Regions from separate parts of the Homo sapiens genome. Here region 1 is linked to region 2. The links are chromatin contacts, found by Hi-C or POLR2A ChIA-PET in ENCODE. All regions are on one chromosome and are shown on one strand. Each heading gives the region's core, a stretch centred on a gene start or an enhancer-like site at or near the end of the contact. The rest is flanking DNA. Distances are from core to core; before and after follow the strand shown. Region 1 overlaps MYO5A (myosin VA). Region 2 overlaps MYO5A (myosin VA).

Region 1 (2,721 bases), core at 57-2,556, 170 kb after region 2:
GTGATCTCGGCTCACTGCAACCTCTGCCTCCCAGGTTCAAGCGATTCTCCTGCCTCAGCCTCCCAAGTAGCTGGGATTACAGGCATGTACCACCATGCCCGGCTAATTTTTTGTATTTTTAGTAGAGATGGGGTTTCTCCATGTTGGTCAGGGTGGTCTTGAACTCCTGAACTCAGGTGATCTGCCTGCCTTGGCCTCCCAAAGTGCTCTGATTATAGGTGTGAGTCACTGTGCCCGGCCAACATTTTATTTTAATTAGTAGATAATATTGCAAAATCAATCAAGGTTATGTTGAACTGACATCTAAATTTCATTTGTGAGCTTTGCAAAGACTTAAGTCCCTAGGGAGAATTCAGAGGCAGAGAGAAAGTTTTTAGTGAGAGTATGGCACATTCTATCTGACATTTTTATACAGTACCAAAAATATCCTGGTTAGAGATTTTGCAAAAGGAAGGTGAAGCTTCCTTTTAAAACATAAACTTTCTTAGTAAAAATATCCATTGTATTTCACAAATTCTGAGATGCAGTGTTTCCCATTTCAACATCTCTGAAATTGGGGTGTATCTTACAATTGTTGATGGGTTATAGTTTAGTTGGCAATTTTTTTAGTGTTACATAAAATACTGTATTTCATAACCGATAGCATCATAGATTTGATAAATCAGTGGGTTTAAAATATGCTCTTTGGGTTACATGGAGTCCAAATATGTGCATTTATTGATAAACCTAGTATGTTGAACTTGTTTTCTCCCAGTTTCCCCTTTTGGAATTGTACATGCGGCTTAAAAGTTACTAGTGGCATAGATGGCAGGGGTTTTATAATTTTGTTTTTTACATGCAGCTGCAGGTTTATGATCTGTAGAGGCCACTGTGTGCTGCTTCAGAGGTCCTTGTGGTGTTGTGTTTAAACTGACACCAGAAATTATGTAAAACCAAACAGTTTGAGTCTCCTTTTCTCTTGCATGGAAGAATATACTTTAGAGTTAGTCCCGTGGCTTTCATACTGGATCATGCATATGAAAAACTAGATTATGGGAGATGGCCGTAGCCCTGATCTGTCCAATCACAATCTGACCACTCTTTAGATATCATAGTGTTGCTGGATGGTGGTGACTTCACCTAAACCAGATTTTCAGCGCTGATAGTCCCAGTGTGTGCTGCTGCAGCATGAGGTGGACGGTGTGTCACCAGGCTCCATGCCACATAAGCAAGAGCACTGGCAGGTACTGATGTTCTCTGTGATAACCTCTTCCTGTGGGACTGGCTTCTCAGAACTAACCCAGGAAATTACCCAGAGTGACACAAGAAGCACTACTGACACCTCGTGGAGTCAGCAATATTAAGCTTTCTAATGTTTTTGCATCTGATCTGCATTTTGTTTGACAGCAATCTCAGAACTCAAACTTAATCTGCCCTTAAACAAATCTCTTAACCACTCTCCCTCCCTGTAGATAAAAGGATAAAAAACCTGGTTACTAGCGTGTATCTCCACAGTGGCTGTGGTAACTCATATGTCCCTTTACTTTTTGTTGGATTTCCCACTCAAGTCTCAATTTTGAGATGAAATTGGAGACTTTTTTTTTTAACCTTTAGCATAATTCTCTAGCTGCTGCCCTTGACAATAGTGACTATTTTTAACATCTGAAAGCATTGTAAACCAGTGGTTGTACTTCATTGATTGCAACTTTATAAGTAGAATTTTTAACATTATATTAAAAAGAAATAAAAAATAATAACATTTAGGAAATCATACTACATAGAGATAGTTTATCTGTTCATGATTTCTCTGGGAATGAGGATGGCAGGAGAAAATTAGGTCTTTGCCATATGAGGCCTTTGTGAAAAATAATACATTTTGGACCAAGTGGTATGAAGAAACACTCTTCTACCAGCTATCTGTATGTGTTTTGAATTGATTGTAATGATACATTTAAAGTAAATGTTCTTTTGCTTTTAATGGCTAAAGTCATTGAGCCAAGAGCAAGGGGGAATTGTTTCTGCTCCTTCTGCCCCTTTGTAGGATATTGATTGTTCCTCCTGTGAATTAAAGTCAAAATATGTTTAACCATTTCTGATTAGTATCAATTAATTAACAAATCTGTTAAACCACTTACTTTTTGGACATTTAATCTTATTAAAAAGTAAGCCTTATTACATAAAAAAAAGTTTTGAGTCATGTAAGGTTATTTGATGTTAATTTACAGTTAGGCAGGAGTGGCTTTCAGAGTAAGATGACCATATAATTTTGCCATCTGTTCACCCAATTTTAACAGAAAAAAATTATTTTAAGAGAAGGCAATTAAGTGGCAAATATGGCAAGTTTCGGTTGTTGTAGAATGCATTCAAAATTATAGGAACTTGGAGACCTCTCATGTTTTTTATATGGAAAACATTTTCTCCTCCTTTCTTACTTCTCATAAAGTGGGCCAGATGGAGAACATATCCCCAGGACAGATCATTGATGAACCCATCCGACCAGTCAACATTCCCAGGAAAGAAAAGGATTTCCAAGGGATGCTGGAATACAAGAAGGAGGATGAGCAAAAACTTGTTAAGAACCTGATTCTGGGCAAGTATTTTCTGCATTGGATAAAAGTTCCTTCTGGCACATGGGTTAATGGTGGGAAAAACTAGTCACTAATTTTTGAGATATTCAGCGTAGGTTTCATTAGTCATCATCAGATACCATGTATTCTAGTGCTGCAGTAGTGTTCTGACCAC
Region 2 (2,822 bases), core at 142-2,641:
TGTATCTGGGATTACAGGTGCAGGCAACCACGCCGGCTAATTTTGTATTTTTAGTAGAGTCAGGGTTTCACCATGTTGGCCAGGCTGGTGTTGAACTCCTGACCTCAAGAGATCCGCCCTCCTTGTCCTCCCAAATTGCTGGATTACAAGCATGAGCCACTGCATCTGGCCAAGGGACTGAATTTTTTTTTTTTTTTTTTGAGAAAGGGTCTCACTCTGTTGCCCAGGCTGGAGTACAATGGCGCGATCTCGGCTAACTGTAACCTCCACTTCCCAGGTTCAAGTGATTCCCACGCCTCAGCCACCTGAGTAGCTGGGATTACAGGTGTGTGCCACCACGCCCAGCTAATTTTCATTTTATTATTATTATTTTTTTGAGACAGAGTCTCGCTCTGTCACCCAGGCTGGAGTGCAGCGGCGCAGTCTTGGCTTACTGCAAGCTCAGCCTCCCGGGTTCACGTCATTCTCCTGCCTCAGCCTCCCAAGTAGGTGGGACTACAGGTGCCTGCCACCATGCCCGGCTAATTTTTTGTATTTTTAGTAGAGACGGGGTTTCACTGCGTTAGCCAAGATGGTCTCGATCTCCTGACCTCGTGATCTGCCTGCCTCGGCCTCCTAAAGTGCTGGGATTACAGGCATGAGCCACAGCGCCCGGCCTAATTTTCATATTTTTTTAGTAGAGAGAGGGTTTTGCCATATTGGCCAGGCTGGTCTCGAACTCCTGACCTCAAGATATCTGCCCTCCTCAGCCTCCCAAAGTGATGGGATTACAGGTATGAGCCACTGCGCCCAGCCAAGAGTCTGAAAAATTTTTTTTTTAATCTTTCAAGCTTTTATTTAAATGCCATGATCCAGGATGGATTTTAGATCTTGTTGAAAGCAGCCACATCCATGGGCTGCACATAGTCCTCAAACGCAGTGATCTGCTCCTCCAGCATATCTGTTCCAACTTTATCATCCTCAACTACACACTGTATTTGAAGTTTCTTAATTCTGTATCCCACTGGAACTAGTTTAGATGAGTCCCAGACTAAGACGTCTGCTTGAATGCTTCTGACGCCCTCTAATTTCGCCATATCTGTCTCATCATCCCAAGATTTCACATCTAATAAGATGGAAGACTTGGAAACAAGTGCAGGTTTTTTGGCTTTCTTTGATTCATATTGTGCAAGACGTTCTTCCCTTAGCCTCTTTGCTTCTTCACTTTCTTCCTCATCATCAGATCCAGAGAGATCAATGTCATCATCATCTTTACTATCTGTAGCTCCACTTCCTGTAGTGTCTTCCACATCTGCAGGACCATACTTGCCCAAAGCTTTCTTCACTCCTGGCAGGCTGGCCTTTTCCTTTTCGTAAGACTTGATGTGATTATACCAACATAGAGCATGACACAAGTCGGCAGGCAGTGGGCGGGGCACTGCTTCAAATACTGCCACATCTGCTTGTGATGGCACATACCCCTTGATGTAGCTCTTGTCTGTCAGGTAATCATTGAGCACCTGGAGGCCGGCGGGGCTTTTCAGGTCTCCAAAACCCATGGCTTTGGCTGTATCTGAGAGTTCTCCATGTACGAATTGAGGGCCCTGAATTAAGTGGCCCACAGATTGTCCTTGGACCTTTTGTTGCATTTGAAAATAAATTAATAAAATGGGCCTGTCTTAAATTCCTACCTCCACAGCTCCCGAAGATAATGGGAACTGCCGAGTCTGAGTTCTTAACGACATTATTGAGCTGCCAGAATAGCCCCGAGATAACCTTCTCTGGACTTCTTGTTAAGGATACAAACTCCTAAGAGTTTAACCTACCTGTCAGACTTTTCTTTTTTCTTTTTTTTTTTTGAGATGGAGTCTCGCTGTGTCGCCCGGGCTGGAGTGCAGTGGTGCGATCTCAGCTCCCTGCAACCTCTGCCTGCTGGGTCCAAGCAATTCTCTGCCTCAACCTCCTGAGTAGCTGGGATTACAGGTGCCCGCCACCATGCCCGGCTAATTTTTGTATTTTTAGTAGAGACAGGGTTTCACCATCTGGTCTTGAACTCCTGACCTCGCGATCCACCCGCCTTGGTCTCCCAAAATGCTGGGATTACCGACGTGAGCCACCTCGCCCAGCGTTCTGTCAGACTTTTCTGTTCCTTGTAGCTGAAAGCATTCCTAATGTAAGATGTGGCAGCTTCAATGTGAATAAAGTTAATATAAAATTGGAGAATTTGTCTATATGGTGTTATTTAGGCACAGAAATACAGGTAATATGGGAATATGACAGCATTCGGGGGTGAAAGATCAATTCTAGTCATGCTTTGGACATTGCAAAACATGGGTATTAATGCCAAAGAATCCAGTCCTAGTCATAATTTCTAGGTTTTCTGGCTACCTCCTCAGTCCTTTCCCACTGTACTTACGGCATTTTAAAGTGTTATCTTCCCCAGGCTTAGAAACCTGAACATGACAGAGGCAAGGATTGAAGTTTCAATAATATGGGAGAAGCTAGCTGGGTATGAGTAAGAGTGAGTGGGTGGAGGACATCAATTAAAGGATGAGTGTGTAGAAACATATCAGTTTTCTAACCATGGTTGTTTCTAGGATATCCCAAGTTTATGGTATCTGCAAATTCTTGAATTTCAGTGGGGGAAAGAAGAGAACAAGATATTTAAAAAGGCAAAAAAAAAAAAAAAAAAAGAAGGAGAAACAGCAGCAACAGCCTTTGAAGGTCTAGAAAATTTTCATGCAAGCGTTAAAAGCTCCTTCAACTTAGGGTTTCACTTCCGCCTGGTTTCTGAACACTTATGTGAAGTTGATGGTAAAGCAATGTCGATCATGTGCTAACCC

What was found. Hi-C counts contacts between places; a loop is a spot of excess contacts on that map. ChIA-PET counts read pairs that join two places held with the same protein, here RNA polymerase II (POLR2A). Pooled maps may share reads with other maps.
Region 1: a pooled map shows a loop between it and region 2 (2.9-fold over the local background). The contact joins two enhancer-like sites. A Hi-C loop is called at or near these places in 3 of 50 pooled maps. POLR2A ChIA-PET finds 5 or more read pairs at or near these places in 8 of 52 experiments (GM12878, H1, OCI-LY7 and 5 more).

Annotation. Positions count from the first base shown.
Region 1 is chr15:52,330,201-52,332,921 of GRCh38, reverse strand. It overlaps MYO5A (myosin VA), which reads left to right. Exons shown (of 42, transcript NM_001382347.1): 35 at 2,423-2,569. Among named protein-coding and RNA genes, the nearest start is that of MYO5C, 36 kb to the right of the region's middle. RefSeq lists an enhancer at 1,045-1,174. Within about 2 kb of position 1,306, at least 4 of the 41 ENCODE cell types and tissues checked have a DNase peak (open chromatin) inside an H3K27ac peak, as active enhancers do.
Region 2 is chr15:52,503,905-52,506,726 of GRCh38, reverse strand. All of the region lies in intron 1 of MYO5A (myosin VA), which reads left to right. It also overlaps the pseudogene EEF1B2P1. Among named protein-coding and RNA genes, the nearest start is that of MYO5A, 24 kb to the left of the region's middle. Within about 2 kb of position 1,391, at least 4 of the 41 ENCODE cell types and tissues checked have a DNase peak (open chromatin) inside an H3K27ac peak, as active enhancers do.